Linked DNA regions of Homo sapiens: regions 1 and 3 are each linked to region 2. A link is a loop called in an ENCODE intact Hi-C map of the cell type or tissue named here. Cell type or tissue: PC-9. All regions are shown on one strand. Each heading gives the region's core, and the rest is flanking DNA. Links, peaks and the distances in the headings are about the cores only.

What was found. Peaks named below come from ENCODE experiments on the same cell type or tissue, not always from the same donor. Only the 100,000 strongest peaks of a DNase experiment are listed, where the experiment ranks them.
Region 1: it touches region 2 in a loop (13-fold over the local background); 2 of 110 quality-filtered maps call a loop at or near these places.
Region 3: it touches region 2 in a loop (2.1-fold over the local background); 2 of 110 quality-filtered maps call a loop at or near these places.

What each region holds. Positions count from the first base shown.
Region 1 is chr1:41,378,174-41,388,284 of GRCh38, reverse strand. It overlaps FOXO6 (forkhead box O6), which reads right to left. Exons shown (of 3, transcript NM_001291281.3): 2 at 6,077-6,669; 3 at 4,695-6,075. The coding sequence ends at 5,604. Among named protein-coding and RNA genes, the nearest start is that of FOXO6-AS1, 7.6 kb to the right of the region's middle. RefSeq lists an enhancer at 235-1,215 and a silencer at 5,999-6,048. In PC-9, for the core only: no CTCF peak of the experiment used is centred there; DNase peaks (open chromatin) are centred at 4,604 and 5,684; H3K4me3 peaks cover 3,283 bases; H3K27ac peaks cover 1,505 bases.
Region 2 is chr1:41,509,911-41,520,021 of GRCh38, reverse strand. HIVEP3 (HIVEP zinc finger 3) reads left to right here. Exons shown (of 9, transcript NM_024503.5): 7 at 1,534-1,620; 8 at 6,272-7,206; 9 at 8,756-10,111. The coding sequence ends at 9,571. Among named protein-coding and RNA genes, the nearest start is that of EDN2, 30 kb to the right of the region's middle. RefSeq lists enhancers at 1,215-1,264, 6,494-6,994 and a silencer at 3,670-3,849. In PC-9, for the core only: CTCF peaks have their summits at 3,744 (motif pointing left) and 6,412 (motif pointing left); DNase peaks (open chromatin) are centred at 3,771, 4,691 and 5,441; H3K4me3 peaks cover 1,113 bases; H3K27ac peaks cover 3,013 bases.
Region 3 is chr1:41,348,950-41,359,060 of GRCh38, reverse strand. No RefSeq gene overlaps it. Among named protein-coding and RNA genes, the nearest start is that of FOXO6, 7.4 kb to the left of the region's middle. In PC-9, for the core only: no CTCF peak of the experiment used is centred there; a DNase peak (open chromatin) is centred at 5,120; H3K27ac peaks cover 1,171 bases.

The sequences.
Region 1 (10,111 bases), core at 799-8,798, 130 kb after region 2:
ACAACCAGCAGCAGCAGCACGGCAGCCTCACCAGTTGACATCCCCAGTATCATCAGCATCACTATCCCCCAAAGTCATCGTCGTCTCCAGCATCAGGGTGTGACTGTACCCTGCCTGCAAATCCCCACCCCTTAAGCTGTCATGACTCCCTCACCCTTCATAAATGTCCCTGACATGGCCCAAGAATCAAGCAGAAATGGTCCTCTTCCACCATCCACATTTCATTTCTCACTCCTGCCTCGTCCATCCCTCCCTCACTATGCCCACGCTCATTCCAGGATCATATGACCCAAAGCCCTCCCAAATCTTTATCTCTCCCTGTTCCCAAGAGCGCTGGGCCTAGCCTGTCCTGCAGAAACTGCGGGCTGGGCTTTGGCCCTGGAGTCTTCACTGGGGCAGGCAGCCAGCAAAGGGAGCCGGGAGGGGAAGGAGGGGTGAGTGGGCCCCTCCTCAGGCTTGGTGCCCCACCCACCCAGCCGGAGGCCTGTCTGCCTTCCTGAGCTCATTAACTGCAGGTCACCGTTCAGCAGGAAAGACAAGGTGTGGGTTCTGCGGGCATTCATTAGCCGTGAGAGGAACAGTGTGTGTGAAATTAGCAGTCACCTGAGGACCTCGATAATTTCATAATTAGGAGGCCTAATGGCTCCAGCTCTGGATGCCAAATGACTTAACCCCTCACCTGCTGGGCCCCCAACCCCCAGCCCAAGGCTGCAGGGGAGGGCCTGTAGTGCCCTCTCTGCTCCAGTCCCCCTCTCTAGGGCCCAATAATGTTTATTTCTGCCTCCCCAGTGCCCAGCACAAAGGCTGGCACAGAGGGGGCATAAAACCAAAGTTCATGGAGTGAATGAATGAATGGATGAATGAATGAGCAAGTGTCTGAATGGGGAAAATGTTCCAGCCCCTGCTGCAGGTGCTCAGGGGAGGAAAGCTTTGGAAAGGGGTGAGGAATGGCTCTGCATCTGCCTGAGCAAGTATGCAGCTATGCACATGCTGGTCTGTGTGTGCATGTGCACGTTCGAAGCCACACACATGTAGGTCTATGGTGTCTGCTTCTAAGAACCTTTCCTGGGTCCATGTTCAAGCTCTGTGAACACACTCATTCTGCTGCCTCCTCTCTGAGAACAGGGGATGCTCTGTCATGGGGCCCAAGTGCCTCCCTTGATGCCATCCTCTCCTGGCACCACCTCAATAATGGTGACTCCAGAATTTCTATATGGGGGCATTCTTTAGGGGAGAAAGGCATTCTAAGGGGCTTACCTTGAACCTGTATAGCAAGTGCATTGTTTTTACCAAGACTGAATGTTTACTTGGGAGTCTGGGGTACTGGTGCTAATAAGAGTGCTGAAATCACACCCTTTAGCATAGGGGGAGCTGGTCAGGACAGCCTCCAAAGACCCCCCTCACCCCGCCACTTTTCTCAGCCTGGCCCCCCTCCTCCCAACCTTCCTCTGGTCCTTTGGAGGTGAAGGATGAGGTGGAGGGGTGGGGTCCTTGGGGCTCCAGGCTAGTGCAGGCCTTACCCAGTTTGGGACAATTGATTCTGAGCCTCCCTGACCCAGCCTCACTGTAGAGAGAAGGAGCTGAGTGGCGTGAGAGGGGAGGTCTATAAAGAAATAGGAGAGGAGGTGTGGGGAGAACAATCAAGGAATATCAAGGGAAAGAACGGAGGGGAAGGGGAAGAAAGGGGAGGAGGAGAAAGGATAGGAAGGAGGTGAGAGAGAAGAGAGAAGACGGGAGGGGAAGGGAGAGGAGGAGAGGCAGGGAGGCTGAAAGCATTATCAGCACTTAAAAAGCCAGCGGCTCAGTTCTTCTTTGGCACAAATAATGGCTTTTTATGAATAAATCATGTGTCAGACGCCTCCCAGGGAGTGGGCATAGAGGGGAGCGCGTCTGCTGGGCTCCAAAGCTGATGGGGAAGAGCCAGTTGCAGCCCCCCAGCCACAGGGGTGTTGCCCCCTTTCTCCTGATGAGACCCAGCAGGACAGAAGCTGTGTCTGGAATGATCCCTGGCCTGAGCCAGGCAGAGCTCGGTCAGAGCTCTGAGGTGGTCCCACTCCTCCCTGCTCATAAGCTGGGCTGGATCCCAGGGTCTGGAGTGTCCCTCTGCTCCCCTCCCCTCCGACAGACAGCAGAGCAGCCCAGAAGACACTCCTGGCAGGGGAACACCAGTGCTGGTGCTCCCGGAGAGAGCTTTGTGCCAAGACAGGCAGGCAAGCCCAGAGAGGAGGGTGTGCATGGCACATGTGGGGACAGAGACAGCACCTCACACAGGCATGGACTGCACAGCCCCGGCACTTGTGTGGGCACACTTGGAGGCAGATCCACTGTCATTCCCACCACACACACACGCACACACACACACACGCCCAGCCATGTGCACACTCGGCAGGGAGAACCTCAAGCACCACCCCACCTGCCCAGCACACTCACTAACCCCTAACACACACACAGACACACACACACAGGCCCACACAGACAGACACATATGGGACTACATGGAAACACACAGCCCTGCGCACACACACCAGCGGCCCACCCTCCGTCAGCCTAGGGTGGGGGCAGTTCTGCAGCCCATATGGAGCCCACACCCAGCTGGGCTGTCTCAGAGGCTGGCTGTAGGGTGGGGCTGGGGCATCTGTCCCAGGGGAGGGGCCATCAGCCTCTATGTGCTCCCCACTTGGCAGGGACACCCGCCATACCAGGTTGGGTCTCAGCCCCAACTCAGAGCCCAGAATCTGTGCGGATTCTACTGGCTCTGAGTTCCTCTGCTCCTCTGCTCTCAGCCACCTCATCAGAGGCAGTGGGGGCTGCACGAGAGCCTGGGTGTTGGAGGTACACACTCAGGGGCTCTGGCCCTTGCCAATAGTGTGACCTCACACAATAATTCCTATCTTATTTACTCCTCAAAACAAATGTGTGAAACAGGTGCTACTGCCCCATCTTTCAGACCGAGAAAGTGAGGCTCCAGAAGGCAAGAACATTGGGTATTCCTTTCTAGGACACCGTCCCCAATCCCCTGGGGTCCTGGTTTTCCTTCTCTTCTCCTCTCAGCCAGTGGGTCCCTCCTGTGCCAAGATGTTCATCAAAGCAGACTTGGACTTCCTGCTCTTCCAACTCTGCAATCCTCCCCCTCCCAAGCCATTTCCAACCCCTCAGTGACACCTTCTGTGTTCCTGATTCTTGACCTCCCTTTCCAGCCCAGACACCTTCTGGGCTCTGACCCCACTATGCAAGTGGACACCTCAGGGCCACTATGTTGCCCAGTGCCAGAGAATGTCATTTCACGCAGTGTGTATGCTCCTGAACATCCCTCCCTCTGCTCCAAATCCCAAAGATTCTCATGAACTATAGCTCAAATGAGCACATCAATTTCCCTAGGGCTCCTCCTGCTTTGGTGTGCCCCATCTCAAGGAATGGCCCTGTCTCCCCAGATACCCAAACAAAAACCAAGCATCAATTGATGCTTCCCTGTCCTTCATCCCCCAGGTCCAATCCACAACCAAGTCCCCAATGACTCCATATCCAAAGTAGATGTGAATTCATCCTTTCCCTTGCAGCCCCACTGTCCTCCCCCATAACTTGGTTTGAGCCACATCAGCACCTCTGGCTGGGCCACACTGTCCCTCTTCCACTGTTGAACCCTCTGGCCCATTAGCCTCCCTGCCATCAGTAATCTGTCCCTCTCTGAACTTTAGCCACACTCAACTGCTTTTGGTTCTGGAATCCACACACCTCTTGACTCTGGGCCTTTGAACATGCCATTTCATCTAAATCCCCTTCCCAATGCCAGTTCCTCCTACCAAGCTTAGCTGAGGCAGCACCAGTCCAGGCACCTTCCCTGACTCAAGTCCAAGATGAGTGCTGCCCCATCATTCATTCCCACGACAGCCCCCAGCTCCTCCTCCGATCAGCACAGCTTTGATCTATAATCGCCTATTTGCTGGCCTGTTCTCCCCAGGAGCCTCTAAGTTCCTTAAGAGTAGAGACTGTGTCCGTGTGGCTCTAGGGCAGCCCCAATGCTTGGTATAAGAACTTAACAGGTGCTCACCGAATCTTCCTGGAATGAACGAGTGCAGGACCTGCGCTGAACACTTTCCATACCTTTCCTCATGCCTGACAGAAGTTCATGAGATGGATGCTACTATTCCATGGTGTAGTCCAGGAAGACAAGGCTTCAGAGGCTGAAAATTTGCCCGAGGTCACACAGCTGGCAAACTGTAGAAAATGGATTCCAACAGCAGTCTGTGCACCTCAAAGGGATCTCTTTTCACCATCTCTACCCTCCTTCCCAAGTCATTTTCTCTCTCTGACCTTGTTTTCTCATCTGTACAATGGGAACAAAAATCGTGCCCAACACAGAGCCTGGCACTAAAGGTTCTCAGTAAATATTTGTGCATCCTCTCCCAATCTCTGAGGCTTATTTAGGACGCATTTTCCTGGGCCAAAACTTCGTGCATGCACATGTTCACAGAAACAGGTGCAGAGCTCGACGAAGCACATCTTCAGCACGGGGGACTCAGTAGGCGCTTAACCAATATGTGCCGGGCAGAGGAGCATTAGTTTAGCAAAGGCTGACGAGTACCCAGACAAAAAGCCACAATAGTGACTCAGGCACATGAACCCTCCCCCTGCCCCAAGTTCCCTGTCAATTATCCTCCGCCACCACTCCCCTTCCTCTAGCCCAAGGCGCGGGAAATATTTAAAACAATTTTATTCATGAAAATATGCTGTACAATGCACTCTACACAGCCTCGACACGGCACACACGCACACGCACACTCTGACGGCACGGCCACGGTACACTGCCTACGATACGCGCCGGGGACGCCGCGCCCACCGCCCGTCCCGGCCGGACACTTATAAATATGGGAGAAGGGCCAGAACTGGCGCGGAGAAAGGGGCGTCGGGGTTGGGGGTGGACGGGGCTGAGGCCCGCTGCAGAAGCTGAGACCAGTACTAGGGGGTGGGGGCGGTTGAAGAGAGGGACTGACTCCGACGGGGGAGGGGAGAAGCGAGGGCCGGCAGGGATGGGAGGGGGAGACTGAACTGTGGGGGTGGCGGTCGTCGGAGGGCGATTTGGGGGTGGAGGGCTGCTCAGGGTGGATGGATATAGGTAGGTGTGAGTTTTCCGCAGAGGGTTGCTGGCTTCGGGTGGGTGAGACTAAGACCAGTGGGAAAGTGTGTCAAGTGGGAATCAGATCCGTGTTTGGGGTGGGCGCGGGGTCACGGCTAGGCCTCCGCAAATGAAACTGAAGATTTGTAAACGCTCCCTGGCCCATCTCCTAGTTGGCTTCCCCGACCACCGTCCACACCAGGCGGCCCACCCCGCTCCTCCCTACTCCCAGCCAGCCTGGAATTCAGCCTCCTCTCCCAGGCTTCCTGCCCAGGAGAAGGGGGTGGATCTCAGGAGTGTGGGCAGGAGCAGTGGGGTGCCCCGGCCCCTCCCTCCCCTTCCCCGGCGGCCGGCCTCCGAGAGGGGTCCCTAGCTGGGCTGGGGCCGCCTCCTGGGGAGCTAGAGTCGGGGGCAGGGACCCGGGAATCAGGATGGGAAGACAGAGGCCCCCTGGGGACGGGACGGGGCGCCCGGAGGCGGGAGGCGGCCCTCAGCCCGGCACCCAGCTCTGGTTGGGGGGCGGGGCCCCGGCCAGGCCCGGCGGCGGCGGAGGCAGGGCCGAATCGAAGTTGAAGTCCATTTCGTCGCTGTCCATGAAGTCGTTGAGGATGATGGACTCCACGTCGCACTCGAGGCTCCCGCTGAACATGTCGAGGTCCAGGTCGGCCGGGAAGCGGTCGGGCGCGGCGCCCAGCGGCCCGGCGGCGGCGGCAGCGTAGGGCCCCGGCAGAGCGTCCAGCAGGAGGCCGCCGGGCGGGCCCCCGAAGGCGGCGGCGTGGCCCGGCGGTGCCAGGCCCGCGGCGCCCGCCTCGCCGGGCAGCGTCATAAGGCTGATGGGGTGGGCTAAGGCACTGCGCGAGGGCGCGGGCGGCGCGTACGGGGCCGCCCCTTTGCCGGGGTAGGCGGCGGCTGCGCCCGCCAGCGCCAGCTCCCCCGGCGCACCCAGCACCGGGCCGGGCCTGGGCGCGGGCCCGCGGCCCGTACGCGTCCTGCGCGCCGTCCAGCAGGCCCTCGGGCAGCCCCGCGCCGCCGCCGCCGTGCAGGCCCAGCGGGCCTCCCAGCTCGGCCAGGCGGGGCAGCTCACCCGGACAGCGCGAGCCCAGCGCCGGCGACAGCGCGCTGGCGGGGCTTGGGTACATGAGCGGCGATGATGGCGCCAGGGCCTCCAGGGCCTCGTCGTCCTCCAGCTCGGCCGCCTCCCCGAGCAGGGGTCTCCCGCCGCCGCGGAAGTCGGCCCAAGCCTCGTAGTCGTCGCTGGCGTGCGAGGCGGGGCTGGCGGCCCACTTGGCTGCGGCAGGCACCGGCCCCGGGGCGGGCGCACTCGGGGAGCTGTCGTCCGGGCTTCGCTCGGGCGCCTGCAGCTGCTTCTTCTTGCTCGCCTTGCCCTTGATGCGCAGGAACTTGGCCCCGTTGTCCATGGACACGGCCCTGCGCCGCGGGGTCTTCCCTGTCTTTCCGCCCTCGGGGTTCAGCATCCACCACGAACTCTTGCCGGTGCCCTCGTTCTGCACGCGGATGAAACGGGTGTGCAGCGACAGGTTGTGCCGGATGGAGTTCTGTGGCCAGAGACAAGGACGCGGGTGGGAGTCGGGGGGTGAGGAGGCCATGGGGAGAGAGGGGACGTGATGGAAAGAAGAGGGGGAGGATAAGAGAGTGTAGGAGGAGGAGGGAGATAGGGATGAGGATGAGGTAAGGGGGTTGGGAGAGGGAGGGGACAGGTGTAAGTACCGGGTTGGACAAACCCAGAGTACCCACCCTCTGCCCCAGAACTGCACCCCCCATCCCTCCCCACTCCCACACAGAGACTGCCCAGAGGGTGAGGCCACAGCTTTGGGCCTAGCCTTTCCCTGGGGGCATGGCCAACCCTGTGGGCTACTCTGAGCCTGCGGGGGGCCTGCAGCAGGGAGCAGGACCCCGTCTCCCCAGCTCAGCCAAGCCCCACGCGGGGCTAACCAGGCTGCCAGGGCCCCCAGCAGATTACGTAAGGGCTTATGCCGCCGCGGCTCATTTGTCCGCCCCCCTCCCTCTCCAGCCTGGCGTGGCGCCAGGAGCCCGAAAACCCAGGGCTCCAGAAATCAATCTCGCGGTGACTGATTAAGCCCTGTTTAGAACTAATTGCTCTTTCGTGTGTGGGGAGAATAAATTACCTGCTTTAATTTCGTGTCTTTAAAATGCAACTGCAGGTAGAGAAGACTGTTAACCCTTTGCTGGGAGGGCCTGGCCAGGGGAAACAGAGTAGGCTGGGGTCCCCAAGGTGGGTCCAGGCCTGAGACTTTTCGGAGGTATCACCCCAACTCCTCTTAGCTGCTGTGAACTCCACAGAGGGTTTGGATTCCAGCAGGCCCCTCAAAAGACATCCTTTTGCCACAGAGACCTCAGCCTTCACCCTCTTCAGTGCCCACCTTCAGGCCAGCCCAGCTCTCCTGCCTGCCCTTTGGGCTGCACCCTGCCCTCCTCTCCTGACCCACCTGCCTGCCCTCCAAGCCCCTTGCTGTTGGAGCCTTCTCAAAATCCCCACAGTGTGTGGCAAAGTCCCCATTCACACGCCAGAAGACCTAGGCTCAGAGAGAGGAATGGCTTGCCCAAGGTGGCCTTTTCTGCTGTCCCTCGGTTCCTCCCTGGGCTTCACCTCTGCCATCTCTCCATACATCCTCTTTTTAATTCTGCTGTGCCAGTCTCCAGTGCTCCCCATGTCACTGCCTGCTTTTGCCAGGCCTGTTCTGAGGACAGAGGAAGGCAGGAAGTCCACTGGCCCCACTGGAATCTGGAGTAGAACTTCTGCTGGGCCTGCGGCACCCCACCTCTGGGGCCTCCCACCTGGTGGCCTCAACTTCCTGGTCCAGGTACTGCTATGGAAACAGCAGGGGCTTGGGTATCAGAGGGTGGGACAGGATGCCTGGCTCTTTGGCTGCCTAGCTATGTGACCATGGGGTGTTTACTCAGTTTCTTGTGAGCCTCAGTGAACTACTCTGAAAAAGTGGGCTACATTCAGTAACTACCTCTTAAGGCTGTAAGATCATTACATGTGCATGAATAAGTATTTGCACACCAGGTGCTTATAAACGTTGGTTATATCCTCACTCTGGCCAGAAGCTCTCACCCCTTCGGTCCCCCAACAGACCTGCTGTTTCCATCTCTTTAACATCATGCCTTGTGTGCAACTGTGCTGGGCACCAACAACTCTGGGAAGCTGGCATTCTCCAATTTCATACACTAGGGACCGGAGGCCCAGAGGCATGATGTAACTTCCCGTGGCCCCACAGCTAGGCAACGATGCCCGGTACCACTCCAGCTCTGCCCAGCTCATGGACCTGCTCTTAACCTGTGAATCCACCCAGCCACACTCACAGCCACTGCTCTGTGAGGCTCTCCCTCCTGCCTCCTTCCCACCAGTCTCCTGGAGGAGGGGTCCTTCCTGCTGCCCAGGGTACCCTCCCACCCCTCACCCCCAGCTCCAGGCACTGATCTGACTCCTCAGGGCCCCAGGCTCCCTGTCTCTGGCACTTTCTGGCCTTTGAAGGCAACAGCTGGGACTTGCCAGCCTTGCCCTGCCTGGTTCTCTGGAGACCCTGAGGGGAGGGGAGCTGGGCCCCCAGGGAGCAGTGCTCCCTCAAGTAGATACCCCCTTCCTGTTCCCACCCCTGCACCTGGCTCCCCAGCCCCTCCCCAACACCTGTGTTCAGCCTCCTAGGAGGCCTCAGTTCTCCTCCCCCATAGGACTGTCTGGCTTACAAGAGGCTCCACCTCCCACCTCCCCATTTCTCCAGCTGGAGGTCACTCAGGCAACACCTCTTTATCAATGTCATTATGTCCTGGAGGAAGGACAGTACCAGGTACCAGCACCTAGCAAGCGCTTGCCCATTCAGCCCTGGGCACTCTAAGTACTTTATCAAATGTAATCATTAGATGAACTCCACACAAGTCAGGGATTGTGATCCCTATCTCATAACCGGAGAGTGAGGCTCAGAGATGTTAAGTGAGTTACCAGGGTCACACAGCTTAAGTGCTGTGCCATGTATTGATTTCAGGTTGGTGTTTTGTTTTGTTTTGTTTTGTTTTGTTTTGTTTTGTTGAGACAGGGTTTCACTCTAGCCCAGACTGGAGTACAGTGGCACGATCTCAGCTCACTGCAACCTCCGCCTCCCAGGCTCAAGTGATTCTCCTGCCTCAGCCTCCCAAGTAGCTGGAATTACAGGTGCGTGCCACTGCCACCCAGCTAATTTTTGTATTTTTAGTAGAGATGGGGTTTCACCACGTTGACCAGACTGGTCTTGAACTCCTGACCTCAGATGATCCACCCGCCTCGGCCTCCCAAAGTGCTGGGATTACAGGTTGGTCTTATTCTAAGTCTAAAGGATATCACATTCTGCCATGGAAGACAGAAACAGGTCTGAGAATCCCAAAGAATCTTAGGAAGCCAGTATTCCAGTGCTCCTCAAACTTTCCATGTAAACCATCCCTAGAAGCTGGCAGCAGGGGAAGTCTGGGGGCATGTTGCACAGGTCAAAATTTCCTGCAAGTCTAAGCTTCCTTTTTAGACTTCAAGGAAATTTTGCATAGACTTCATAATCCACCCACATTTTCTTTATACACATTATTCACATGTTTTAGAATTACCGCCAAGACAAGCTCCAGGCCTCTGAAGGTTTGCATCCTTCCCTGCTCTGTCCCATATCCAGCCAGGTACCCCTGGAGCTCAGGCCTCAGCCTGAAACCATGGCTGGCCCAACCCATGGGGAAGAAAGGACTTGCCCAAGGCTGTCCGAGACCTGGTGGCAGAGCAGGGATGTGAGCCCAGGCCTCCCGACCCCCAGCCCCGTGTTCCTCCCACTCTACCAAGCCTGACCTAGATGAAGTTTCTCCTTCTTTGGGGGCCTCAGTGTCCTGAACTATAAACTAAGGAGATGGGCAAGTTGTACTCTGGGAACCTTTTCAGTTTGACAATGAAAATCCTTAGAATCATTCAGTCCAGAGGTTTTCAAACATTTTTCTTAAATA
Region 2 (10,111 bases), core at 619-8,618:
AACTTCCCATTCTTTCATCCTTCTGTCTGTACTCTCATGCATGTAATAGTGCATGTATCCATTCATCCATCCAACCAGCCATTCTTCCATTCTTCCATTCATCCACGTCTCTGTCCTCCCATCCAGCTCTCCATCATCTCATCTGTTTATTGACCCATTCTCCATCTATCCTTCCATTTGTTTTCATCTACTCACCTATCCTCCGTCTGCCTATTCATCTCCTTATCTGCTCATCTAGCGTTCCATCCTTCTGTCTATCCTCTTCCTGTTCTTCATTCTCTTTATATTTCCTTTATCCACTTTATCTATCCACGCACCAATCGCTCTATTCATCCACTCCAGGAGGCTTAGCTCTTTCCATTCTTCTCTCCTCCATCCATCCATTCAAACTTACCAATTCATTAGACTAATGGGACAGAGCACCTGACTCAGGGAACTTATGACTTATGATGTTAATGACCATATGGAAATATAGCCATCCCCAGGGCAACAGTGAGCACATCACGGTTTGGGAGTAGCTGCTGGGCCCAAAGGAATATCCTGAGGCATCTGGCCTGTGTTCTTCTGGGGCAGGCTGGGATGCTCTGCCTGTCCTTCCTAGAACGCTCCTGTCCACAGAGCTGTGTGGCCTGTGAAATGTTGTGCACCTGTTGGGGAACTGAAGCTGTTGCTACTGTTCCCTGATTCCACAGAGCTGCTGCCTCCACTCTTCAGCTTGTGGGCTGGACCTACAACTTGGGGCAAAGTCAGCCTCCCCTCTGAGGGCTTTGTAGGCATGGAGCAGGACAGAGGCCTTGCCCAGGCCTTCCCTGAACCACCCTGGTCCTGTGTCTGCACTGTAGATTGGCCTGGGGAAACTGAAGGCCCAGAAATGGGACTTCTCTATGGAAACCAAGCTTGGGCCCCCAGCCTTGTGGCTCCTGAGTCCCTGGCTAGTAGACTTCCCTACTCTCACCTTCTGCCCTCTCGCCATGCCTAATATTAAATTTGCCCTGGTTTCTCTACCTACACTTTAGAATTCTGCCCTGTGAGCTGCCCTAGAGGTGTCCTCAGCCAGAAGGGCATGCTCAGTCCTCACCCGTCATGCCGGTCAATGGGAGCCTCCCACGTCATCCCACACTTGAGATGGCCAATAGTCCTGCCTGATGAGTGTCACCAGCTACTAGGGCCAGACTTAAATCAGAAGCAAAAAAAAAAAAAAAAACCTATTGCACTTGAGTTGTCTTTTAATTTCTTTTTTGTTTGTTTTTTAACCAGCATCTCACTTCCTCATTATACTGTCTGTCCCCTCACAGCCCTCGCCCACCCCACCTAGCTGCTGTGCACTGCCCTGAACAGCAGCTGTGGCTACACTTCTGGGCCTGAGCACCGGGGCAGAGGGATACCCCAGCTCCTGCCCAGCCCTGCAGCTGGCAGGGCCTTGACTGGCCTGAGAAACCATGGCCTGCCGGCCAGGTGCTACCTCCATGAGCCCTGGGTCCGCCCTGGCCTCCTGCCCCATAGCAGAGCCTAAGTATTCTCGTTTCTTTCTAGGGAATCTGACTAAGCACATGAAGTCGAAGGCCCACAGCAAAAAGTGCCAAGAGACAGGGGTGCTGGAGGAGCTGGAAGCCGAAGAAGGTAACAATTGCCAACCTTCTCCGTCCCCTTTCCCCTTGTCCGCTTTCCCTATCCTCCTCCACCTTTCCTGCTTGCCTTCCCTGCTTCCTTTCTGTCTGCTTTGCCCCATTCCCCCTCCTCCCCTCTCTCCCTCCAATAGCTTCACCTTCAGTTCTCCCAAGTATCAGACAAAGGTTAAATTCCCTGAATGATCGAGCCACCTCCCCACATGCTGATAGGATATGCTCTGCAGCCCTAGCTATCATGCATTACCATCTGCCATGCAGGTGGAGCGCCTGGCACCCATGGGTGCTCAGTGAATGTTTACTGAATAAATGCACACAAGAGAACTTACAGCCAACGTTGATTGAGTGCCCACTATGTGTCAGGCGGGTTCTAAATGCATGCCCTGAATTATCCCAGCCAACCCCTCATAGTGACACTGTGGGACACATACTCTCCGAAGCTCCACACCCACACTCCTGCCTACACACTCTGGCATGGGCCTGACACATGGGCCTTTTGGAGCTAGGAGAGTTTCAAAAAAGCCCAAACCAGACCTGACAGCCGCTTGTCACCTCCCAGCCCCATCCCCGTACACACCCCGGCCATGGTGGTCAATCCCCAGGAGGCATCTTAGAGTCAGTCTCTGAGAAGACAGGGCAGAGGAGTCGAAGCCAGTGGGTCTGGCTGAGCACTGCCCAGCCTCAGCAGTCAGGCAGGTGGCCAGAGGGGCTTTGGTGGTGGACGGCAGTCCCTCCAACAGAAGGAGGCTGGAGCCATCTCGCCAGCACCAAGCAAAGCAGGAAGCATACTGATTCCCTGAAATCAGCCCCAGGACTTAGAGTGTGACAGAGAGGAGTGTGTATGCACGCACTGTGTGTCTTGTTCTGTTTTTGTTTTTCCAATTTGGGGATGTATTTGTGGTCTTACAAAAAAGAGTTAAGTCATATTTCCTTTTAGGTGGAATAAGTCATTTTTATAGAGGAGAACACAGTGAACTTGGGGCTGTTCCCCCCCAAAGCTAGAATGGGGTTCACTATGCTTGTCAAGGATACACTGGGCCATATGCACATGTTGTCTCATTGAGTCCTCAAAACAGGTGGCAGAAACTTGTGTCACTCATGTTAAGTCAGGGAAGTCAAAGCTCAGACAGGTAAAAATAGCCCAAGGTCACACAAAAACCCTGGCTGCATGCCAGTCCACTGCCTGGTGGGCTGGACCAGGGGAGCCTGAACCTAAGCCAGAGCCCTCCCCTGAGGTCCCTGCCCTGCCCCAGCCTCATTTTCCCAGTGGAGCAAACGAGGATGCTCAGAGCCACTTTTCGGAGGACGAAATCCATGCATTCATTCCAGAAGTAATTACTGGGCACAGTCTCTGTGCCTGGCTCTGTTCTGGGTGCTGGGGGTTCCGCAATAAATAAAACAGCTCCTGCCCTCAGGCAGTCGGCATGGCAGGGGAGCTGGGCAAGGAACGATGGTGGAGTAGAGCAGGGGCCCTGCCTGTGAAGCCAAAGAGAAAGCAGAAGAGCCAAGTGAGGGCTGGGGCCCGTGGGGAGGGCCGCTGTGCTAGACAGGGCGGTGTGAGCAGAGAACCCACCCGGAGGAACCGGGGTCAGGAGCCACGTGGGGTCAGGGAGGAGCTCTCCTGCAGAGGGAGCAGCAGGTGTGGGGTCCCCGGGGGCCACGGCGCTTGGCCCGCGTGCTGGAGCCCGCTGGACGCGGGGGCAGCCGGTTCAGAGAGAGCTAGAGCCTGAGGGCTGAAGGGCATGGGGGGGTGCCCTGGAGCGGAGGAGAGAGGCAGGGCGTCCTCTGGCCTGTGCCGTGGGCGCGGGGAGCACGGGTGTGCTCAGGAGGTGGAAAAGCGGCGGGATTCTGGGGAGGTTCCGGAGGGAGAGCCCACAGGCTCAGATGACCCCATATGGGGCAGAAGAGAGGGGGAAGAACGAAAAGGAGCCATGGAGGACTCCAAGGATTACGGCCCAAGAGACTGAAGGATGGAGTTTCCACTTCCCGCGACGAGACAGATGCCGGGGGGAGCGGCAGGAGTTCGTGTCTGTGGGACGCGAGGTGGCGCGTGGGAGAACTGCCTGGAAGGAGCCAGGCGCCCCGGCCCTGCCCATGGTGCTGGCCAGGCTGGGCGCTAGCGCCACCGTGTGGCCTCTCCCAGCGGCGCCCGCCGCGCGCTCAAGCTCTCTCATTTGTGGAGCGTTGGCCTGGATCCCAGCAGGGGCGGGGCCGCCCAGCCAGGGGCATTCCCTCAGCGCCCTGCAGGAACGCAGATGTGGAGGCCCCGGCCAGCCCCGAGCTGGGCAGGGGACTCTTGGCTTCCAGCATTCATGCACTGAGTGCCCAGGACGGGCCATTACCCCCACTGGGTCTCAACTTCCACATTAGTAAAGAGGATCTTTAGGAGCCCTCCCTGCTGGACATCAGGAGACGCTGGTCCTGACTCTCCTTCACTCCTAACACTACCCCTGTGACCTTCATCTGCAAAATGCTGACAATCCCACCCCAGCTACCTGCCTGCTGAGACTGGGGGGACAGGGTATCATGGGATGACAGGAGCTGAAGTTTATTGGGTACTTACTGTGTGCCAGACCCTCACAGTCCTCTGAACAGCTTCCTAGAGTGCTTTTATTGCTACCCAGTTTACAGATGAGGAAACCAGACACACAGAAAGTAAAGTATCCAACGTCACACAGCAAGGAAGTGGTAGTGCTGAGATTCAAACCCGACCATTCCCTGCTTCTTAGTGCAGCACATCATTTTTAAACTGTCAGCGTAATAATGCAAGGGCTGTAAACCTTAGTTCTGACTCAGCCACCAGCTCTCACTGGGTCATCTGTGCCTGGATTTTGCTGTATGTAAATGAGGGGCAGGGCCAGGTGAACAGGTGTTGAATTAGGCCCCTCCCAAAGTCCTAGGCAAGGGAGGTAAATGCCTGGGGCATAACTACAAAGTTCACCCCCATCCCCAGCCCTGCTCTCATCCTAATCCTTCATTCCTCCTCTGGTCTCATCACCCTGCCTCTAGCCTCAGGGGCCTCCTTTTGCCTGCCAGCCCCAGCTCCACCCCATAGCTTTTGACCTACATCCGGCTGAATGCCCACTTTTGTCCACTTTGGACATCTGACTGCTGCATATTGAGTGACTTGGAAGTGCTAGTTCCGGGCTTTCTGGCCCCGGGGCAGCTGGGCATGGTTGAGAGCCAAAGCCTAGCTGCCCCAGCGGCCTGAGTCAGTTTCTGTGCCAGCCCTCCTGGTCAGGTGGGTGCAGTACTGATATGTGTGAGCGATGGGGCTGGCTGGCCAGCTCAACCCACCTGTCAGCAACCTCACTCTGCAGACCAGAAACAGGTTCCAATGGTCTAGTGATGGGCCAGCGAACAGGCCAGATGTTAGCGGAGCTCTCCCCAGCATCCGGATTGCTGTCCATTTCAGAGATGCCCAAACTAGACTCCTGACATGTTAGAGGTGACCCGACTGGTTGGGGTCATCCCAGAGGAATCAGACCAGGAGGCTAGTATTCCAGAGCCCTAACCCCCACTTTTAGACTCTATTCAATAACTCTGTCATTATTCTTATAGTCTGTTTAAGGAGTGCAAGTGACCTAAATGTCCAACAATATCTGAAACAAGTATCACAATTTTGTTTTTTGTTTACTCTTGTGAACAATTGCTTCCAAGTCACTCAACATGCAGCAGTCAGATGTCCAAAGTGGACAAAAGTGGGCATTCAGCCACATGTAGGTCGAAAACTATGGGGTGGAGCTGGGGCTGGCAGGCAATGGGAGGGCCCCGAGGCTAGAGGCAGCCTGGACTTCAAAAGGGCAGTGGCTCCTCAGATAAGAGCGTGGCTGGGATGGGGACCTGCTCTGCAGCCTGAGGCCAGCTTAGTCAAGCCGCCCACAGAGGCCAGAGTCCGCCACCTGCCAGATGCCATTGTGCCAGCCACCGGGAGCCTGGTCACCGTGGCAGATGTGTGTGTACACTGACCACGGATGGCTCTGTGCTGCTGGACCAGCCAGTGTGACTGCCCTGTCCTGGAATAACAGATTTCATCATTAATGTATTAATATGGTAGCTATAATTATTTTTAAGCCCTCAATATGTGCCAGGCCTTCATTTTAGTCCTCCTAGAAAACCTGGTGAGGTGAGACCATCACATTCATTCGACAAAGGGGGAGACCAAGCAGAGCAAGGTGGTAAGTTGCCCATGGTGAAGCCAGCACTGAGATGCTAGTGAAACAAACAAACAAACAAACAAACAAACAAAGACTGTCTTCTTTGCTATGGCTCAATCCCAGCCCTACTGCTGTCTTCCATGGGCAAGTTACTTACTTTCTCTTACCTCAGTTTCCTCATCTGTAACATGAGGATGAGAACAGTACCAGCTTCACAGGATTCTCTGAGGTCTAAATGAATAAATATACCTAAAGCTCTCAGAACTGAACATTGCACATTCTAGGCATAAGGGAATTATTGTTCATTATTATTTACAAAGCGCTCCCATATCTGTTACGTTTCTTGGTTGTCCCAACAATCTTGTGCCCTTGCGATGGCTATTTTGCCCAGTCAGCAGGCAAGGAAACTGGGGCTCAGAGAGGAGCAGCCGTGTGGGCAGTGGGGCCAAGGCCCAACTGTGACCTTGGGTCTTCTGTGTTTGCCCTCAGGAACCAGTGACGACCTGTTCCAGGACTCGGAAGGACGAGAGGGTTCAGAGGCTGTGGAGGAGCACCAGTTTTCGGACCTGGAGGACTCGGACTCAGACTCAGACCTGGACGAAGACGAGGATGAGGATGAGGAGGAGAGCCAGGATGAGCTGTCCAGACCATCCTCAGAGGCGCCCCCGCCTGGCCCACCACATGCACTGCGGGCAGACTCCTCACCCATCCTGGGCCCTCAGCCCCCAGATGCCCCCGCCTCTGGCACGGAGGCTACACGAGGCAGCTCGGTCTCGGAAGCTGAGCGCCTGACAGCCAGCAGCTGCTCCATGTCCAGCCAGAGCATGCCGGGCCTCCCCTGGCTGGGACCGGCCCCTCTGGGCTCTGTGGAGAAAGACACAGGCTCAGCCTTGAGCTACAAGCCTGTGTCCCCAAGAAGACCGTGGTCCCCAAGCAAAGAAGCAGGCAGCCGTCCACCACTAGCCCGCAAACACTCGCTAACCAAAAACGACTCATCTCCCCAGCGATGCTCCCCGGCCCGAGAACCACAGGCCTCAGCCCCAAGCCCACCTGGCCTGCACGTGGACCCAGGAAGGGGCATGGGCGCTCTCCCTTGTGGGTCTCCAAGACTTCAGCTGTCTCCTCTCACCCTCTGCCCCCTGGGAAGAGAACTGGCCCCTCGAGCACATGTGCTCTCCAAACTCGAGGGTACCACCGACCCAGGCCTCCCCAGATACTCGCCCACCAGGAGATGGTCTCCAGGTCAGGCCGAGTCACCACCACGGTCAGCGCCGCCAGGGAAGTGGGCCTTGGCTGGGCCGGGCAGCCCCTCAGCGGGGGAGCATGGCCCAGGCTTGGGGCTGGACCCACGGGTTCTCTTCCCGCCCGCGCCTCTACCTCACAAGCTCCTCAGCAGAAGCCCAGAGACCTGCGCCTCCCCGTGGGTGAGTTCCTGCCCCTGGTGGCTGGGCCGCTTCTCCCCTGTGGGTGCAGGGGTTGCAAGTTCACACCCTCCTGGGTATCACACCTGGAACTAAACAGCTCTGCCAGCTCAGTAGTTATTAATAATTTCGCAAACATTTATTAGGCACCTACTGTGCCATGCACCATGCTGGCTGCCCTAAATCAGCTGGCTTATTAAACTTTATTTTAGCCTCAGAAGCACAGAGCATGGACTCTGGAGTTCATGGGAAATGGGTTCTACCACGTATTAGTCCGTTCTTGTATTGCTATAAACAAATTCCTGAGACTGGGTAATTTATAATGAAAAGAGGTTGAATAGGCTCACAGTTCTTCAGGCTGTACAGGAAGCGTGGTGCCAGCATCTGCTCGGCTTCTGGGGAGGCCTCAAGCAGCTTTTACTCATGGCAGAAGGCAAAGCGGGAACAGGCATCTCACATGGCAGAGTGGAAGCAAGAGAGAGAGTTGGGGGAAAGGTGCCACACGCTCAAAATGCCAGATCTCATGAGAAATCACTATCTGGAGGACAGTATCAGGCCCTGAGGGATCCGTCCCCATGACCCAAACACCTCCCACCAGGCCCACCTCTAACACTGGGGTTTACAATTCAACACGAGATTTGGGCGGGGACAAATATCCAAACGATATCATATCACTTGCAAGGGGTGTGGCCTTGGATGAGGTTGTAAATACTCGTGCAATTCCCCATCCCCCACCCCATCCCCATCTGCCTGTGTTCTTTGAGCAGATGGCACAACTTAACCAAAACCATCACCATCTCCAATATCACTGTCACCAGTGCTCTCAGAGACACCACAACCAATATCATCCTTGTCAACCATCAGCACTATCCCCATGGCCAGCACCACCACTGTCACCATTGCACCAACACACCACTGCTGCCACCCCATGAGCACAGTCACCATCCCTGTCCCCTCAGCTGCCATGACCCCTCCACCGATAGCACCATCATTGTCAGCTGACCCCCTTCCGACACCTTCTCTGTCCCCGTGTTGCCATGACCCAGCCCTGTCACTCCTGGAGGAACACTGATCTAGGAATCTTTCCTTGATTTTTAATTTTGGGTTCACATTCAAATTCCTGGAGGTAGCAGAAGGGCAAAGAGCCTCAGGTGGGAACTCATGTCCAAGAGTGAAGCTGGGTGAAGACCATTTTAGGAACAGGACAGGCAGCAGACCCACATAGAGGCCAGGCTCATGGGTGACAACAGGGCCCCACGTCGCTCAAGTATCCCCTCCTTTGAAGACAGATATGCTGGCTAGAGGCATGGAGACCATGGGGCCTGAGCATACTCATGGTCACTGTCGAGCTGGAGATGGCCCATTCCAGAGATGGCAGCTGGCTCAGCATCTGTGGGCAGGGAGTCAGGAACTTGGTTCTGGGCTCAGCTCAGCCGGGACCCTGGACTCGCTCTGTGATCTTGGGCGAGTCCCCCTCCCACTTCCAGGCCTCGGCTCCCCATGTGCCCAGCATGTAACCTTCACCTTACCTTGTCTTGTTTTCTGACCCCAGCAGAAGGCCGAGTCCCGAAGTCCCTCCTGCTCACCCGGCCCTGCTCATCCTCTCTCCTCCCGACCCTTCTCCGCCCTCCATGACTTCCACGGCCACATCCTGGCCCGGACAGAGGAGAACATCTTCAGCCACCTGCCTCTGCACTCCCAGCACTTGACCCGTGCCCCATGTCCCTTGATTCCCATCGGTGGGATCCAGATGGTGCAGGCCCGGCCAGGAGCCCACCCCACCCTGCTGCCAGGGCCCACCGCAGCCTGGGTCAGTGGCTTCTCCGGGGGTGGCAGCGACCTGACAGGGGCCCGGGAGGCCCAGGAGCGAGGCCGCTGGAGTCCCACTGAGAGCTCGTCAGCCTCCGTGTCGCCTGTGGCTAAGGTCTCCAAATTCACACTCTCCTCAGAGCTGGAGGGCGGGGACTACCCCAAGGAGAGGGAGAGGACCGGCGGAGGCCCGGGCAGGCCTCCTGACTGGACACCCCATGGGACCGGGGCACCTGCAGAGCCCACACCCACGCACAGCCCCTGCACCCCACCCGACACCTTGCCCCGGCCGCCCCAGGGACGCCGGGCAGCGCAGTCCTGGAGCCCCCGCTTGGAGTCCCCGCGTGCACCGACCAACCCCGAGCCTTCTGCCACCCCGCCGCTGGACCGCAGCAGCTCTGTGGGCTGCCTGGCAGAGGCCTCTGCCCGCTTCCCAGCCCGGACGAGGAACCTCTCCGGGGAACCCAGGACCAGGCAGGACTCCCCCAAGCCCTCAGGAAGTGGGGAGCCCAGGGCACATCCACATCAGCCTGAGGACAGGGTTCCCCCCAACGCTTAGCCTCTCTCCAACTGCTTCAGCATCTGGCTTCCAGTGTCCAGCAACAGACGTTTCCAGCCACTTTCCTCGAATCATCCCACTTCCTCAGCCCCATCTGTCCCTCCGTCCAGGAGCTCTCACGGCCCCATCTGTTGTACCTTCCCATGTATGCAGTTACCTGTGCCTTTTTCTACACCTTTTGTTGCTTAAAAAGAAACAAAACAAATCACATACATACATTTAAAAAAAAAACAACAACCCACGAGGAGTCTGAGGCTGTGAATAGTTTATGGTTTTGGGGAAAGGCTGATGGTGAAGCCTCCTGACCCTCCCCGCTGTGGTTGGCAGCCACCCACCCCAGAGGCTGGCAGAGGGAAAGGGGTACACTGAGGGAGAAAGGAAAAGGAAACTTCAAACAATATAGAATTAAATGTAAAAGGAAGCACTCCTGTGTACAGATGCGATCAAGGTTCCTGTTTATTGCCACTTCACCCCCCTGCCCAGCTCGTAGCCACCCCTCTCTGCCAGCAGAAAGGCCAGTGTCCCCAGGCAGAGGGGCAC
Region 3 (10,111 bases), core at 1,331-9,330, 160 kb after region 2:
CATTTATGAATGTGAGCACCAGGCTCAGAATAAGCGCGCAATAAATGCTAGCTGTTTTTATTGCTGCTTTTGTGTGTACATACCTTCCCTTCCTACTTTGCCCAGCTCATACAGTCCCACCTGCTCTTACCATGCACACACTCACAGCCGCTCACACATGTAGGCTCACTCACAAGCACACTCGCCACGTGCCTCACGCTTGTGTCTCAATTACACAGACCCATGGTTTCTACCTACAGTTCCCTTGACCACCAGCTCTCACCCTTCCCCGCTCCCCCAGGCTGGCTCTCAAGCTCCCATCCACCCTCCCTACCACGCCCACATTCATTTCTGTTCACAAACAAGCCCCCACTTGCTTCCCCTTTCATTCCTCGTTTTTCCACATGCAGGCACATATTCTTCACTCACACCTCCCTGGACACTGGAACATGCTCGCATTCCAGTGCACGCGCACTCACTTGCCCACAGGCAGGTGGATGTGCGCGTTACCCACTCAACTCGTGCTTGGATCACAAAACTTGTACACATACACTCAAACAATCCCAGCGCATGCCTCAATACCTCAGCTGACTCGCCCACTCCCAGTGAGGAGCACACACCACACAATTCTCCCAACACACACTGCCATCGGCAGACACCCCCCACCCGGGGCTAAGGTGGCACTCCCCTCGCCCTCAAGAGACTGTCTCCTCCCTGTCACTTCCCCTCCTCCAGTCTCAGCTCCCCAGCCCCTCCCAGCGCTCAGAATAGCCCCTGCCACCACTGCTGCTGCCACCGCTGAGCCATCAGGGCCCGCCAGAGCCTGCTTCCCAGTGCTTGCTGCCAGCTTTCCCGGCTCACTCAGGGCAAGTGAGGACAGGAGGACGCGCTTCTCTGAGGCTTGATGGGCATAGCTGCGCTGCATCCCCAGAGCCCACCTGGAAAAAGTCAGCCATCCTGGGATTGGCTGCTGCCACTTGCTCAGGACCTGTGTGCCCTGGTCCTCATACCCCCGGCTGAAAGCAGAGAGGGCTGCCTCTCAGAGAAACCCAGGTCTGGGAAGGAAGAGGTTTGCTCAAGGAAGTGCAGTGAGTTGGGAACAGAGCCAGACCACAATCAACCCAATCATTCCTAGCCCATCATGCAGGAGCTTGAGAAGACCCTCCCCTAAACCACATGGTTATCAAGAACCCCCACCCTGCCAGCACTGAGCAGAGCCTGGCTGATATTTAATGCCACCGTTGCCAGGAAAAAGGAATAGCACAGAGATGATGTCTGGGGACACCTCTGGAGGGGAGGGGAAGGGGCTGGTGACCAGAGGAGGCCTCCAGGGGCAGAAAGGGGGAGTGTCTGCAGAAGCCAGAGGGGATATCAGGACAGCTGGGAGCGCCTCCAGGACAGGCTCAGGCCTGGCCCCTGCAGGGACAGTGACAGGGAGTGGGTGGGGCTGAGCTGAGGAGGCTCAGCTGAGGGGGACAGTGCAGCAATGCAGCCCCTATAAGAAGACCCAAGGCCCCTTCGGCGGCCTGCACAGACCACAGACCAGGCCTGGGCAGAGAGTTCTGCTGGCTCTGGGGAGGCAGCTTACAGCAGCGACTGCTGGGTGCCCAAGAACATGGAGCCCAGGCCCAAAGGACCTTGTACCTTCCTTGTCCAGGAGGCTGTACCACCACTGGCAGGGTAGAGAATCACTGGCATAGTGATTAAGAAATGAATGCCAAAGTGAGCTCCTCTTACAGGCCAAGCCCATTCTGCACACCATCCCATTCAATCCTATATTCTTATCCCCATAAGGTTCCCCAAGCACTCACTAAGTGCTGGCCCCTGTGGAGCACCTGACAGGCATTACCCAAAAGAATCAGACTCCTAGGAGCAAGAACTGGGCACATCTCGTTCACTGCTGTGTCTCTGGGGCCTAGAGCAGAGGCTGACACAGAGGAGACCTTCTGTAAATATCTGTTGAGTGAAGGGATGTGAAAAGAAATCACAACCACCTGAGAGGCAGAAAGTATTATTCCCATTTTCTGGATGGGGAAAGTGAGGCTGAGAGAAGGGAAGTGAGTAACTTACTTCCCTGGAACTCAAACTAGAGTCTGGGTTTGCTCCTTGCATAGCACCGCGGGGCAGGGAAAAAATGAGCTTGGGGCAAGTAACTTCCCTTTTCTAAGTCTCAGTTTCCTCATCTGGGAAATGGGAATGGCTGCACTTACATCAAGATCCCATATGTGAAGTGCCAAGCACAAAGCCCTGCAAAGAGTATGTCAAACATCACATGTCCTTCGTCCTCCTCCTCTGCCTTGGGTTTGTCCTGATAGTCTAAATTTCGGCAGGACCACACCTGGGAGCTAAGATGCCTGTATGTCACCCCCCTTCTGTACCATGGGAAGGAGGTATATTAATTTGTTAGCACTGCTGTGATAAAGTACCACAAACTGGGTGGCTTAAAACAATAGGAATTTATTGTCTCACAGTTCTGGAAGCTAGAAGTCTGAAATCAAGGTGTTGGCAGGACCACACTGTCTCTGAAGGCTCTAGGGGAGAATCCTTCCTTGCCTCTTCTAGCTTCGTGCAGTTGCCAGCAATCCTGCATGTTTCTTGTCTTGTAGACGCATCATTCGAGTCTCTGCCTCGGTCTCAACATGGTGTTCTTCCCCGCCTGTGTCTTCACATGGCAATCTCCTGTCCATCTCTGTATCTTTCCTATTCTTGTAATGACACCTACCATATTGGATTTAGGGCCCATTCCATTCTAGAATGACCTCATTTTAACTTAGCTAATTATATCTGCAGAGACTTTATTTTCAAACAAGTCTATATTCTGAGGTTCCTGGAAAGGCAAGAATTTTGGGGGGCCACTATGGAACCCATTGCAAGAGATGTAATAGAAAATGTGTAGGATTTGGAGACAGGCAGGTCCAGATTTGAATTCTGCCTCCTTCACGAAGAAGCTATTTGACTTTGGCCTTCTCTGAGTCGTCTTGTTTCTTACCCTGTAACGTGAGGACAACAACCTCGACCTCCCAGGGTTGTTGCAGGGAAAAGATAAGTGATGATTTGATGGCAGTGCCCGGCAGAATAAGACCTAGTATCTCACTGTGGCCTCACTGCCTGCCATGTCCTGCCCAAATGTCCTCTCCTCTGGATTGTCCTGTCCCCAGGGCCTCCAACAGTGGTGTGAAAACACTGGGCTGCAGTATTCTGCTACTGGCCCTGCTCTTGGCTAAGTCACTTCTTTCTGGAACTCTGTTGCCTCATCAGTCAAATGGGTGGAGGACCTAGGCAGATACTCTCGAAGCTTCCATCTGAGGGTGATGTTCACAGAGTCTTGAGACCTCCTTGCAAAATACTAGTTTGGAACTCTAAAGACACAACCATCACTATAAGAAGTCACTGAAAAGGGAGTGAGCTTTCTAGGAGAAAGCTACCCCTTCCAGCTTCCCTCCTCCCACCAGGCCCTCCCAATCCCCACCAGGCCATGGAGGCAGTGGACCTTCCCAAGTCAGTAAGCCTCCACTTGTGAGGACCCCCCAGACTTGCTGCTTCTCCCCTTGGCGGCCATAGCCCCAGCACTGGTAGGTGACTGTGGAAGGAGGTAGCTAGTACCAGCTCCATTAAGGACCCACTGTGTAGCCATGGAATGGTTACTTACCTCAGTTTCCCCATCTGCAAAATGAAGATCACATCTATCCCACTCCCCCAGAGGAGGTACAAGAATAAAAGGAGATAATGAGGTAGGGAAGGAGCTATGTGGCCTCTGAAAAATTGTAAGTATTTCTCTCTCTGGCTGACAGCTTGGCCTTGCCCTGTGTCCTCTAGATGCATGGCCAGCGTCACCACCTCCTCAACTTGACTGTTGGTCTCAGGGCCCCACCACACAGGGAACCCTGGTAGAGAGGCTGGCGCCTCCTGGTGAATTAAGATAATTAGAACAACCAGCCCTGCAGAAGTGGCTGACGGAGGGAGGGAGGAAAGGCCTCCTGTGTGCCAGGCACTGTGTTGTGTGTTCCATCTTATTTAATCCTGAAAGCCACACTCTGGAGTAGCCACAGCTATTCCCATTGCAGATGGGGAAACTGAGGCAGCACTCCTGAGGAAACTTCACAGTGCCATTGTGAGAATGATAATAATAATGACTGCTATGGTCGAAACGTTTAAGTCCGCCCCAAAATTAATATGTTAAAATCCTCACCTGCAAGGTGATGGTATTAGAAGGTGGGGCCTTTGTGTGGTGATTAAGTCTTGGGGCTGGAGCCGTTATGAATGGGATTTGTGCCTTTATAAAGAGGCCCTAGAGAGACCCCCTGCCCCTTCTGTCATGTGAGGTTGGACCAAAAAGTCAAAGTCTATGAACCAGAATACAGGCCCTCACCAGACACTGAATCTGCCAGCACCTGGATCTTGGACTTTCCAGGCTCCAGAAAGGTGAGAGGCACATTTCTGTTGATTATAAGCTACCCAGTTATAGCAGCCCACGTGACTAAGACAATGACGAGAAAATAATGTATCAAAGCACTTACTAAGTGCACCCTTTATGCAAAGTGAGTCCCTGGCTCTCACTTGATCCTAAATTAATCCTAGAGCCTGGGATTATTTTAGAAGGGACAGCAGAGGCTCAGAGAAGTAAAATAAATTTCCCCAGGTCACAGAGCCAGAACCTCAGCCCATATTTTCCAGCCCCGAAGCCAACGCTTTCATGGCTACAGCTGCTTTCTCTCACCTGGTTGCTGCCTGCACAGGTGGGTGTTGCCAAATAAGTGGGGCACAGACTTCCCAGGCCAAATGGAGCAGACAGGTTGGCAGAGAGGGGGCATGCCCTCTTCTCCCCTTTGTGTTGTGTGAAACATGCTTAGCCCACACCCTTAACTTCTACTTTTAATTACTGCAATTTAATATTTGGGTTAGAGTAAGTGAGGACAAGCCAAAAATGTGGTCCCCACCAATGCTGTCATCCTACCCTTTGTAAACTCTCATCAACCAGCCGATAGTCCCTCAGCTGGTCTGACCGCCCTGGGACCTGGTTCCGGCCCCAGGCTGCTTTGCAGTCACTTCTCTGCTGCTCCTCTGGGTGCTAGGCATGGCCTGAGCAGGGCCCCACCACTATGACCACAACTCTTACCCGCAGGGCCCAGGCCAGCCACGTGTGCCGCCCACATTCTCTCTGCAGCTGCCGTTCAGAGGCCCTCTCACCCAGTAGAAAGACCTCATGCCGTGCGTGCTTATCCTAGGCCTACCTGCCTAACATGCTTTTCCTGAACCTTCATTTTTATCTCCTGATCTCCTGGCCTCTGTCCCTTAACATGGAGAGTGCAGGAATTGAGCCCAAAAGGCTTGGGTTAGAATCCCGGCTGTAACTTGGTGACCTTGGACATTTCATTTCCCTGAGCCTCAGTTCCTTAGCAGTAAGACAACACTGGCGTTGGCAGCAACAGCACAGGACTATTGTGAGGATGATAATAATAATAATAATAATAATGACAGGCTGGATGTGGTGGCTTATGCCTGTAATCCCAGCACTTTGGGAGGCCGAGGTAGGTGGATCACTTGAGGTCAGGAGTTCGAGACCAGCCTGGCCAACATGCTCACGCCTATAATCCCAGCACTTTGGGAGCTCGAGGTGGTGGGATCACTTGAGCCCAGGAACTCCAGACAAGCCTGGGCAATGTCCCTACAAAAAAATCAAAAACTTAGCCAGACACAGTGGCCAGTGCCTGTGGTCTAGCTACTCAGAAGGCTGAGGTGGGCCGGGCACGGTGGCTCACGCCTGCACTTTAGGTGAATCCCTGTCTCTACTAAAAATACAAAAATTAGCCAGGCTGGTGGTGGGCGCCAGTAATCCCAGCTACTTGGGAGGCTGAAGCAGGAGAATCACTTGAACCTGGGAGGCAGAGGTTGCAGTGAGCTGAGATTGTGCCGGTGCACTCCAGCCTGGGTGACAGCGAGACTCTATCTCAAAAAAAAAAAAAAAAGAGACAAAAGAAAATAACAATAATATTTCTCAAGAACATATTAAGTACAGCCTCTGTGCTAAGTGATTCCATGGCTCTCACTTGATCCTTCATCAATCAGGAGAGGTTGGCATTATTTTACTGTCATCCCCATTTCACAGATGAAAAGGGGGAAACAGAAGTTCCTGGCACATAGTAGGCACTTGACAAGTGCTGATTGTTTCTATGGCTTTTGGTTTTTCAACCATCTAAATTCATAAATTAAACCAACTATTCTCAAGCTGAGCTAGAGTACACAGCAGTTGTTCCTACCTGTGGCATCTGTAGGTGTCTGGCTTGCTCAGTGACTCTAGCTTGGCAAACGGATTGCCCAGGCTGGCTCCTTGTTCTGAGATATCTCATCCAAAGATCTCATCCATCCAAACTCATAAAGAGCCTATGCTGGGGTCAGGAGATGTGGGCCCCTGGGCCAACTTGACCAGTGTTTTACTTAACTCCTCCGAGCCTCAGTTTCCTCTATTTATGTTGCAGAGAAGAGTAGTAGGAGTGGCACATAATAGGTGCTTCTAAACTTTTGGCTCCACAACCTCTCCATATGCCTTAGTCATTTGCATGAGATATAATTAAAGACCAATTCAAAACACTGACCAGCCAAACACAAAAGGGAGCCATTAACACAGTGAACAAATCAATAGAGAGGGGGTGGGTGAGCAAGCGCTCTCCTGATGTCACTGGATGGGCCCTCCGTCCCCACATTGCAATGTGTGCAGATATGCTACCTTCTTGCCTGCTGGGAAGCACAGAGTTAAATCTTGTATCAAACACAGGAACTATTCTAAGTGTAGGTTTGTAGTTCATTCTCTTTTCCCGTTGTATTACAAAGTTCTTACTTCTTTTCCTTACTTAATGGTTGTATTTTTATTGTATGTGTCATTTTATAAAAATCAGAATCTACCCAAATCCCTTTTTATGGAAGTAGAGGCATAAATGATGAGGGAGGAAAAGTAGTACAGATACAGGAAGTCAATCCACATACAGGGTGAGACAGAACTCAGGCAGCTTTCTCACATCCCTGACCAACGCCTTTGAAAGTCAGCTTGTCTGTCACCTCTTCTAAGAAGCCTCCTTGGATCACTTTGGATGATGCCTTAGGTTTCTCCAGAGAAACAGAGCCAACTGGAGATAGATTAAACAGATTGATTGATGAATAGATAGATAGATAGATGATAGATAGATAGATAGATAGATAGATAGATAGATAGATAGATAGATAATGAGGAAACTGGCTCACACAATTATGGAGACTGAGAAGTTATGGAGGCTAAAAAGTTCCACAGTCTGCCCTTGCAAGCTGGAGGTCCAGGAGAGCCAGTGATATTGTTTCCAGCCCAACCCCAAGTGCCTGAGAACCAGGGGAACTGCTGGTATAAATGCCAGTCCAAGGGCAGGAGAAGACCGATGTCCCAGCTCAAGCAGCAGGCAGGCAGGAAGGAGACAAATCCTCTCCTTCCCTCCTCTTTGTTCTAATCAGGCCTGCAACAGTTTGGATGATGCCCACCTACATTCGGGAGCTCAATCTACTTTACCGAGTCCACTAACTCAGAGGCTAATCTCATCTGGAAACACCCTCACAGACACGCCCAGAAATAACATCTCATCTGGGCACCCCTTGGCCCAGTCAAGCTAACACATACGAGAAACCATCACAAATGTATCAGTCAGTCTTCCTATGTTCCTGGTGTATGCTTCTTGTTCCCATTCTCTGCTGTAATTTTCTGTTTCCAGGCCTGTTTATAGTCTGTGAGTTTCTCTAGCCAGGGTCTTTGCCTTGCTCATTCCTCTGTCAGGCCCAGTGCAGGACCTGAATGGGAGATGGGAGGGAACAGGGAAAGGGAATATAAGAGGCTTCACAGAGGTGAAACATTTGAGCTAGGTCTTCCAGTAATTTCCTGAGCACCTATTATATGCTGGGCATGAAGTATCCAAGAATAAGAATGCCATATCATTAAAAAAATGTATGTAGGCCAGGCACAGTGGCTCACACCTGTAATCCCAGCACTTTGGGAAGCTGGGGCAGGTGGATCCCTTGAGCTCAGGAGTTCGAGACCAGCATGGGCAACATGGCAAAACCCTGTCTCTACAAAAAATACAAAAATTAGCCAGGCTTGGTGGTGCGCACGTGTGGTCCCAGCTACTTGGAAGGCTGAAGTGGGAGGATCACTTGAGCCTAGCAGGTCACGATTGCAGTGAGCCACTGCACACTCCATGCTGGGCAACAGAGCGAGACCCTGTCTCAAAAAAAAAAAAAAGAGTACATAAAGGGCCTCCCGTAGTGACAGGCACATGATAGGAACTCAGGAAGTGACAGCCATAGTTGTAATAGGAAAACACTGAAGGTCATCTGAAGGAGATTGTGCTGTTGGCACAATTACACAGAGAAAAACTACGCAGCCCTCAAAAGTAATAAAGTAGACTTCTATGGACTAACACAGAAAGGTGGTTCTGAGACAACACTCAGGAAGAAAGGAAGTGATGGAAAAGTCACAGTGCCTATTGCATGCTAGGTAACATGTGTCATATGATTACATGACTGTAAATACTACACATGTGCATTATATTTGCACATATATATGCACACATATAGACATTTCTGGAAGGATTCCCCAAATCTGTTAAGAGTAGTTAGTTCCAATCAAGAGTGATATTGTGGATTGAGGAAAGCCTCCCCTTTTACTTTATATAGTTTTATATTGTTGAATATTTTTATAATAAATTTAAAAATACTGAAGGGAAAAAGAAGAGTTGCTAGAGAAGGCATGTACTTGAGTGAATAATTAATGAATGAGTGCCCCAACCAGAGCCTCGGTGAAAAGTCCAGTGACTTGGTGCCAAGTGTGTGGTCCAGCAGCCTGGCCTTGTGACTTCCACCGCCCCAGGACAGGCCTGATGAGTGCAAGGGATAGGAAGACATGGAGTCTGATGGAAAGGGCCTTGGAGAAGGTCCCAGGGTCCCACAGAAATCAGAGGTAGGGGAATTGGCCTCCCCTGAGAAGGGATGTGACTTGGGACCCCTGTGGAGCCACAGGGGTGGCCAGAGCTGCCTGAAGGTCAGCCGTATGTACTCAGGAGGTTGGTCCTCTGCCAGAGCTGGGCCCTGATGGAGTCATGAAGACAGCACCCAATGCTGTGAGATAAAGAGGGAGCCTTGGACATCACTGAGCCAATGCCCCTCCTCCGTGTGGGGAGGGGGTCAGGCACATGGGCAGGGGCAGAATTCAGGAATCGTGATTTGGAGTAGCTGATTTCCCAGGCTCCCGCATGGCTCCCCAGCAGGGAGAGCAAGAGTCTTAGAGAGAGAGACAGGTGGTTTCGGAGCTTGACACCCACGCTGTGAGACCCTAGGGCCTCAACTGCCTCCTCAGGAAAATGGAAGCAATAATGCCTCTCTTGAGGGTAATTGTGAGAGCTGGATTAGGTACGAAGGTGGCCAAAGGAAGTCTCTAACTGAAGTAGGACTTAATCCATGGTGTTAAGATGGGCATGAGGGGTGTCTTTAGGAGGGGGTGGGAATTCATGGATAGGGACAGGGTAGCTGGGACTTTGGACTCTGGTCTTTAGGTCTCATGCATTATATACCTCAGAGAGTGAAATCTACACTCAACCCCGGCAGTGAAGAACTTGGTCTGGAGTCAGTCTCCAATGCAAATTCCATTCCCTCACTTCTAATCATATGGCCTCTCCAGGCATGAGATCCTTCATCATAAAAATGGGGATAATAGTAGTTTCTACCTCACAGGCTTGTTATGGGAATTAAATGAATAAATGCTTGTAAATTACCTAGTACAGTGCCTGACACTATTAGGGGTTGTAAGGCAAAGAGGCTCAAATCTTTTCCACCTGAGAGAAAAAGACCCAGAGTTCCCAGTGGACCTCAGGCTGTGGCTTGGAGAAGAGATTGTCAGAAGGAGGAGGTGTCTGGCTTTGGCAACCACAGTGTGGAGTGGTGAAGAGAGCAAAAGCCTAAAAGTCAGACAGATTCAAGCAAAATACCAGCATCTCTACTTTCCAGCTGTCCTTCTCTAAGCCTCAGTTTCCCTAACTAAAAAAGTTGATTTTTGTGCCTGTTCCTGCTCTACCAGATATATTAAAGTGGAACTCTAGGCTGGGCATAGTGGCTCATACCTGTA